Regions from separate parts of the Homo sapiens genome. Here region 2 is linked to region 1. The links are chromatin loops, found by intact Hi-C in ENCODE. Cell type or tissue: heart right ventricle. All regions are shown on one strand. Each heading gives the region's core, and the rest is flanking DNA. Links, peaks and the distances in the headings are about the cores only.

What was found. Hi-C counts contacts between places; a loop is a spot of excess contacts. Peaks named below come from ENCODE experiments on the same cell type or tissue, not always from the same donor. Only the 100,000 strongest peaks of a DNase experiment are listed, where the experiment ranks them.
Region 2: a loop joins it to region 1, with 6 times the contacts of the local background. A loop is called at or near these places in 25 of 110 quality-filtered maps.

Annotation. Positions count from the first base shown.
Region 1 is chr3:189,231,154-189,235,550 of GRCh38, forward strand. All of the region lies in intron 3 of TPRG1 (tumor protein p63 regulated 1), which reads left to right. Among named protein-coding and RNA genes, the nearest start is that of TPRG1-AS2, 7.2 kb to the right of the region's middle. In heart right ventricle, for the core only: CTCF peaks have their summits at 2,287 (motif pointing left) and 2,487; a DNase peak (open chromatin) is centred at 2,218.
Region 2 is chr3:187,730,701-187,735,097 of GRCh38, forward strand. It overlaps BCL6 (BCL6 transcription repressor), which reads right to left. Exons shown (of 10, transcript NM_001706.5): 2 at 4,169-4,207; 3 at 2,833-3,003; 4 at 1,009-1,230. The coding sequence starts at 2,993. It overlaps LOC100131635 (hCG1645011-like), which reads left to right. Exons shown (of 3, transcript NR_034062.1): 3 at 1,671-1,715. Among named protein-coding and RNA genes, the nearest start is that of BCL6-AS1, 11 kb to the right of the region's middle. In heart right ventricle, for the core only: no CTCF peak of the experiment used is centred there; no DNase peak of the experiment used is centred there; H3K27ac peaks cover 2,825 bases.

The sequences.
Region 1 (4,397 bases), core at 271-4,270:
GTATAACTTCCAGTAACTTGCAGTATAATAAAAATACAACTAGTTATGCCAGAAAAACTGACAGAAACCTTTTTCTCTTTTCTTCTCTCTCTCATACAAACACCTATAAAACATATATATATATATATATATGCACACACACATACATATGGAATTAATGACTTCTCTTTTAATTTTTTTAGGAAATTAAAATGAAAATATTTTGTATATCCGAAAACTATTATAGGCTTGAGGACTTCTCTTTAAGTAGATTTACTTCACTCACCCCCTCATTAACTCATTTGTTATTCAGTGAATATACAAAGTGTTTAAGGGATTTAGAAGAATCTTCATCATCGTCACCATCATATTAATAACCAACAATATTTGAACATTTTTGTGTGCTTGGTATTGCATTAAATTCTCCGTATGTCATATCTCTTTCATCCTAACAACAGTCCTATGAGGAATACACTATTATTATCTTCATGCTGGAGACGTGAAAACCAAATCTTAGAATGGATAAGTAACTTTTACAAGATTATACAGCTAGTAGGTGGCAGAGCTGCATTTCCAACCCCAGACCTGTGTGATAGAAAGCCCGTCACTGCTCAGGAATCTTGTGCTCATCTGTATTTATCAGGATTGTTGGTGAAGATTAAAAGAGATGATATGTGCATAGCTACTAGCACAATACCTGATCCATAGAAGACCCTCAATATATGGAGGCTTCTGTTGTTATAATCTAAGAAAACTTCATGGCAGAATTATTCCTCAGTTCATGTAAATTTCAGAAGCTTCAAACCTGGTTTGTGTGTGTGTGTGTGTGTGTGTGTGTGTGTTTGGGTGTATATCTATCTCTTTCAACTAAAACTTAATGTTTGTGATTTTTATTGTATTTTTAGAACTTACAAAGCCCTTTGTTTTATAAAGAAAAAAATGGCCACTTTTTTTTTCTGTAATCAACTGGAACAATATGATGGAACTCATGGTAGGACTTTCCTTACTAAAGAGAAAAAGTAGCTTTTAAGGGATACATAAATGGGTGTTTCCAGGTTTTTCCTACCTGTCTTTTATGGGGATACTCTGTCTGTCTTATACTAAGTGCACCTTAAAGAAGTGTTAACAAAATGAATAAATACTCCTGAATAAATACTCCTGAGTCCTTTCCTTGTGAACATTTCAAAGAATCATTCGTACTTTGCAACTTGTGCTTTTCCAACCTTGAGATTTTTACCAAACAGCAGGAAATGAAGGGTTGATAAGATAACCTTTTTCAAGGGCATCGAATAGATACATGGAGTAGCAAGCCCTATGGGCAAGAGGCTGGGAATCTGGGGACCTGAGTTCAGCTTCTGTGGGCTTGAGTTACCATTGTCAAGCCTCGTTACACCACACTACTCTTCCTTACATATTCCCCCTCACATCTCAGAGGATTGTATATTCCTTAATAATGGTATAATATTCTCTCTGTTCCTGGTAATTAGTACAGAGCCTGGTATGTGACTGTCTGCATGGGATAGTGGGGGGAAAAGTGAACTCCAGGGAGTCAAGTCAGGAAACCTGGGAACAGGGAAGGTTGGTGACCATTGGGTTTCTATTAGTATCCTGTGTTTACTTTGAGAGTCCTCTATTTTAAGCAAATTGGAAAGACCCAGGGGAAGAGGAACCAAATGACTGAAAGAAAAATATGTGAATCTGTGGATTAGTTAGCTAAAGGTCTTCCACGACTCCACTTAACTCAGAGGGAGAGAAATTGCTTTCCTTTAGTGCCGTGCATTTTTCATCTGTTTGTGTTTGAAGAGCAAAACAAAATTGGATCCTCTTCAGGGCCTGAAACCCAGTGGGTGATCAGGGAATACGTGTGGAATGAATGATTCAGTTTTTTCCTCCTGGGTTGCTGATTCCTTGTTAGCCAAGATACTATCTTTTCAAGGGCTGGGCTAAGAGGTTTGAAGGGTGCATGAAGGTTGATTTGTAAATTAGGAATAGTAACTATTTAATATAAAGGAAGATACCTCTACTGAGTGTGTATGTGTGTGTGTGTGTGTGTGTGTGTGTGTGTTTGTGTGCAAGAGAGGGAGACAGAGAATAATATTAAAATAAAATCTTTCTTGGAAGGAAATTATTTCCAAACCACAAAATAATTTGACACAGCTTTAAAAGAGCAACTGAAAGTATTGCTGGGCGTGGGACTGGGGCCACTGGGAGGGCATCTGTGATGATTTGAGTAACTGGGTGTGGGCACTGGAAGCTCTCAGGATGGATCCAGCCTGTGATTCCTAGTTGCCTGTTGCCCTCTGCTGGTGAAACTGTTGTCATCCCAGGAAACTGAAGACTCACGAGTTCTCAGGTGCCTTTTTATCTGGGGGAGAACCTAGGCTCCATCTCCTCAATTGGGGAAGTGATAATGGTGCTGAGGAAAAGTGGCAACTGGAAGAGATGCACAGACTCCTTCGCCAGGGAAGACGGGCTCTCACAACAGAGGGAATGGATCTCATGGTTCTATATTTTTCATTCTGTGACCTGCTCATTTGTTGAGCCCTTACTCTCTCTTTGACTCTTTGCTGAGCACAGTGAGGAGACACAGATAAAAATAAAGCACTGATTCTACACTAGAGAGGCATCCATTTAATATGCGTGGAGGGAGGAATGGGTAGGATAGAAAGCACTGTAACATAGAGAAAACTGTGATTAGGGCCACAACTGAAGCACTGATAGAGGCATGTGCACATTGATTGATTGATTGATTGAAGGAGACAGGGTCTCATTTTGTACCCCAGGCTGGAGTGCAGTGGTGCTACAATAGCTCACTGCAACCTCAAACTCCCGGACTGAAGTGGCCCTCTCACCTTGGCCTCTCAGGTAGCTGGGACTATAGCCGCGGACCAACACACCCAGCTATCTTTCTTATTTTTTTATTTTTAGTAGAGACAAGGTCTCCCTGTGTTGCCCAGGCTGGTCTCAAACTCCTGGGCTCAAGTGAGCCTCCCACCTCAACCTCTCAAAGTGTTGAGATTACAGGCCTGAGCCACCACGCTTGGCCTTGTGCATATTTAAAGGGAGGAAAGATATTAGCCACTTGTGGGTAGGGGAGGTGAGGGTAAGTTTCCATGGAATAGACAGCATTTAAGCTGCAAACCTATGGATGGGTAATTTATTTAAAAAATGCCACTGATATCAAAAAGTTTAATGTGTTTATGGTCAGAAAAAGTAAACTCTGGCAAATAAAAGCATAAAAAGTAATAAAAGTCACCTGAAATTCCACCACTTACAAATAATCACTGTTAACATTTTGATATGTGGATTATTTTGTTGTTGATACAAAATCGGAAGGATACCGCAGGTAACATTCTGTATCCTGCTCTTTCTCACTATTTTGGCATGAACATTTCCGCAATGTTACTGATTGTTTATTGACAGAAAATACGTTATTTTGTGGGGTACTATTGCAATATATAAACCTGAAAGTCGGGTTCCCCAAACAGCATGAACCAAGGCATATAGGTTGTGCAGTGCCAGGATAGCTTGTGTTTTTAGTAATTCATTTCAGAAGTATGTTTTGGATACTACAACCTTGGAGACACAAGGCTAAGAACTGAATTTGTATTTTCAGAGTTTACAGTATAGGAGGGGAGACAGACATTAATTATGTAATCATAGAAATAACTATACAATAGCATCCAAGGTAAGTACCATAAGTGGGAAATATGTGTGGTCTGAAAGTGTATATCAGAAAGAAGACAAGTAGCCACAGAGGTTTGAGAAGGCTTGCTGGAGTAAAGGGTAATGGAGCTCAGCTCTGTCAGAGTTAACTAGGTGGAGATTCATGAACAACATTGCCAGCAGAGGGAACAGCATGTACAAAGGCCTTTAAGTTGGAGGGGGCACAGTGAATACAAGGATCTGAAAGAAGATAAAGGAAATGGAGTGGAGGGACTTGGCCTGAGAGGGAATTGAAGAAGTAGGTAGAGCTTGACCCTGCAGAAACTTTTAGACCAGGGTAAGGTTTTTGTAATTTCTCAGAAAAGCAAGAACTGTTGAAGTGTTTTGAACCAGGGTAGGGCGGTAAAGATGAGGTTTGCTTTTTTTTTTTTTTTTTCCAAAGGATCCCCTCACTGCAGTAGGGTGAAGGGATTGGAAGGCAGCAAGAGTATATGTAAGTAAATCAGGTTTGGGTGACTAGTAACCCAAGCCTAGAGTGAGAGTGATTGCAATCATCTAGGCAGCAGATGATGAAAGACTGAATTAGAAGAGTGAAAGGGAAGATGGAGAGAGGTGGGTGGTGTTGACATCTTTATCTTAGGAGTAAAATTTGTAGGACTAGGCATGGAATGTGAGGAAATACGGTGAGTCTGAATGACTCCCAGGTCTCTAGCTTGAATAACTGGATGGAGGGAGGGTTCTTCCCCAAGCTA
Region 2 (4,397 bases), core at 1-4,000, 1.5 Mb before region 1:
AGTACTTGTAAATGACAGCAATGATGATCTTGCCACCGTCATCACTCACAGGAGACAAAGAACTCTAGCTGTATATACCTGAAGGAACATCATGTGGGTGAAATAAATAGGCAAGCTCACCATGATCACAGTTAACGGAGCTAGAACCCATAAGAAGGTTAAAGAGAAGCCAAAAAGAGAAGCTTTCTAACTGTCCAAGGTATGCTGTGTGGTTCTGGGAACACTGAGTTCCTGGCTCCTGGAGGTTTTCAAACACAGCCTGGAAAACCCTTCTGTTTGAGCGAGGATGCAATCACCCTAGCATGGCTGGATCAAAAGGTTCTAAAGAAGTTAAGCTCTGAGTCTCTGTTGCACTTAGTGAAGCTCTTCACTTCTTTGGATCTCAAGTTCCTCATCTTTAAATGAAGGTCATGTCTTATCACCCCTCAGGTAGGAGATTAAACTCAGTGAACTCCATTCAATTCAATAAATGTCCTGCCTAGTAGGAGCAGCGTGACATAAAAGGTGAGTAAGATAGCCCCTATAACCTTGAGTAGCTCACAGTCTGGTCGGGAACTAAGGCACATATGTAAATAGTTATAATAGAAGTCTAAAGGAGAACTAAAATACATATGCAAATATTAAAATAGAAGGAAAGTTTAAAGCACCAGCAAAATGCTTCACAACACAGAGGAAGAGCTGAGGGAGGAAAAGTGTTAATCAGAAACACTTCCATGGAAGAGCTGGCATCCAAGATTAGCCTTGCAGGATGGGTGGGAGGAGAGGGTATATTAAGTGAATGGAAGAAAGCAAGATGCGGTAATGCATAGGACATACCTGTATAGCCACAGGAGTTAAGTCTGCCTGGGGCACAAGAGTTAAGAAGAGCAGAAGTGTGCAACAAGAGTGGAAATGTGGGTTGCAGCATATCATAGAGGAGTATTTTTTCTGTATGCATGAATTATCAAAGGTTTCTGATCGGGGACTATCTCTTCCATCTCCGACGCTTCCACCCGGGTAGCAACTCACCTGGCCTTAATAAACTTCCGGCAAGTGTCCACAACATGCTCCATCTGCAGGTACATAGCCGTGGCCATCACAGCCATGATGTTGCCCTCCCGCAAATTGAGCCGAGATGTGTACATGAAGTCCAGGAGGATGCAGAATCCCTCAGGGTTGATCTCAGGATCTAGATTGATCACACTAAGGTTGCATTTCAACTGGTCTGTAAAGATGCTATAGAACAGGCCACTGTAAAACAAACAAATGTCCCACTATAGTAGACATATCGAATCTGTGATCCCTTACAGTCAGCACTGATACTCAGCCCCTTTCCCCTGGGCCTACCTCCAGAACTTCTACGGTAATTAATAATAGCTGCTATTTATGGAGAGCTTACCAAATGTCAGGAGTCATTAAGCACCTTACATACATTATCGTTTGCTCCTTACAACGCTGCAAGGTAGGTACTATCACTCTCTGCCTTTACAAATAGGGGAACTAAGATCAGGGGGGTTAAGTGAATATTCTTAAAGTCACAGGGCCTGTTTTCCTTTTAGTCTTAACTGTACAGATTACCAGAGTTAAATTTAGCCCCTTTGCAGTAACTATTCTTAGTCTACCTTTGTCATAAGCATTCCTTCTTGTTCCATTGCATTTACACTTATTTTTAAAATTCTATCTCTTTTTAGAATTTGGCTATGAATGACAAATAAATAAAAATATGCCTACATCTATACTCTACTGCTTTTATCAAAGTCCATAGATTAACAGAGGGTCTGTTATTCCTTGAAGACCCAACTCAAACCCCAAGCAATGCCTCCAGGTGCCATGCTGTCTGGTGGTGGAAAGAGTACTCAATTGTAAAGAAGAATTCTGAGCTATCATCTTGATTCTTGATTCTACTTTTTCTGAGTGGGTTGCCAGAAGTGAGCCAGACTTCCACCAAGTAGCTATGCAACTTTGGGTAAGATATTTAGCTTCTCTGCATCTTGCTTTACTCATCTTCAAAGTAGGAGGAACAATCATGTCTACCTTATAGTGTTGTGGCAAGAATAAAAATGTAAAGGATATAGAATGATGCCTGGCATATAGTAAGCATTCACTAAACATTATCTATTATTTTTATATCTCCATAAGCCTCTGTTATTTCCACTATTAAAAATCAGGTGCTTAGAGTAGATGTTGGATAAGTTTTCAAATAGCAATAGAGATCCCTGATTCTGTATCATTTAACCTCCCTGTGCTTTCCTTTTACCATCTATAAAATGAAGGCAATAGTGTAATGCATAACACTGAAGACTACTAAAAAGATCCAGGAAGATGATATCATGTAATATAAAATTGCTCTGAAAACTCGAAATACTTGATAAACATGAAGAATCAGCTAGTTCACTCTCACTAACTCTTGCATATACTCTGAACACCCATGGAAATTCAGTTGTAGCAAAAAATAAATACATTTATAGCATAAAAGAGCAAAACATTTCAAATTAACTTGCTTAAGCTACTTAAAGACAAAGAAAGTTCATTTGAAATCTTTTCTCATTTTTTCACTGGTTAACTGAAGTTATTCTCCATGTCTGCCCCAAACACATCCTTTCTTGGGGCAGTATATAATTTTTCTCCCTCTATGCCCACAGAACGTGGCTCTTTCTTTTCTAAAAGTGCATTCATCCATTCATTCATTCATTCACTTGGGAGCCTACTGTGCCACGCCATGGTGCTGAGATCTGGAGACAAAGCGAGACGTCATCCCAGATGCAGTAAAAGGCCCACATGTTCTGCCTTGCTTGGCTGCCAGCACCATCACCCCACTTTGACTTACCCACCCTTTCCTTTCAGATCCCTCACCTGCAGGCCATGAGGACCGTTTTATGGGCTCTAAACTGCTCACGGCTCACAACAATGACAACATCAGTCAAGATGTCTCGACTCCGGAGACGATTAAGGTTGAGAAGAACATCACTGGCATGGCGGGTGAACTGGATACAGCTGTCAGCCGGCGAGGCCATTTTGTCTTCACTTGAAAAAAGAGGCCAAAATCCTGTTAGTCCTCCAGAACCTGTTTCCTGCTTGCCACAGGTATCAGAGCAGGTGGCTTAGCCTGCTAAGGTACAGAATGCAACTCAGGTCCCTTGTATTTGATCTTTGAACAATTCATAGTCCAACTCTGGCCATTATTCTTCATAGTTTTAAAATGGGGAGAATAACTTTTATCCAACAAGTTGGGATAGAAAGCCCTTTAGGGGAAAAGCAAAGGGAATGAATATTTGTTGAGTGTTTTTCCCACATACCAAATACTCTGCCAAGCACTGACAGGTAGTGAGTATGTTGCAATGGAGAGACACCGTGTTTTTTGTTTTTGTTTTTGTTTTTTGAGATGGAGTCTCACACTGTCACCCAGGCTGAAGTGCAATAGTGCAATCTCAGCTCACTGCAAGTCCGCCTTCCCAGGTTCAAGTGATTCTCCTGCCTCGGTCTCCCGAGTAGCTGGGATTACAGGTGCCTGCCACCATGCCCAGCTAATTTTTTTGTATTTTTAGTAGAGATAGTGTTTCACTATGTTGGCCAGGCTGGGTCTCAAACTCCTGACCTCGTGATCTGCCCAACTTGGCCTCCCAAAGTGCTGGGATTACAGGCATGAGCCACCGCGCCCAGTCAAGACACTGTGTTTTAAGATTATCAGGCTAGACTTGCCTTTTGCTAGCTGTGGGACTTTAAGCAGGTTGTTTACTGGTTTGGGGCTTTGGTTTCCCCAAATGGAAGTAGTAATACCTATGTGGTTATAAAAGTTAGAAATACATTCCTCGTTCATAGGAGGCTCTCAAAACTCATAGCTATTCTCATAGGTATCTTATTTCATCATCTCAGTCACCATTGGTCTCTCTCTACTGTTAGGCTTTAGAGTTGCTTGACTTTTGTACCTCGAGGAGCTAGCATATTGTTGGTGAACATTAGCTGGCTAAATTAGTTTGTACAAAGAAAGAGTAACAATGATTGACCATGCAAGTGGTAAGACAGTCTAATACAGAGGTGAAGGATGAGGACTAGGAGTGATGTAGAGGGAACTGGTTATCCTTGTCTCATATAATGAACAGTGGCAAAGTTCACAGAGACACATGTATTGGCAAATTCAAAAGAAACAGTTTGTCCCAACATTTTAAAGCATATAATTTTATTTACTTACCCAATGCCTTGCTTCACAGTCCAAAATTTTGCTCAAAACCTACAGAGAAGAGAAGAAAGCAAACAGAAATTGATTTAACGAATGTAAGATTGTCCACTATAGTCTTATTTTAGGACATACACATTTAGTTTTGCTTTGATAGTTGCAGCTTGCCAGCTGGTGTGGTTTTACCACAAGCTAACAAACATTTTCCAGCTCTGCTCTTACGGAAACAACAGGCACCCGAAGC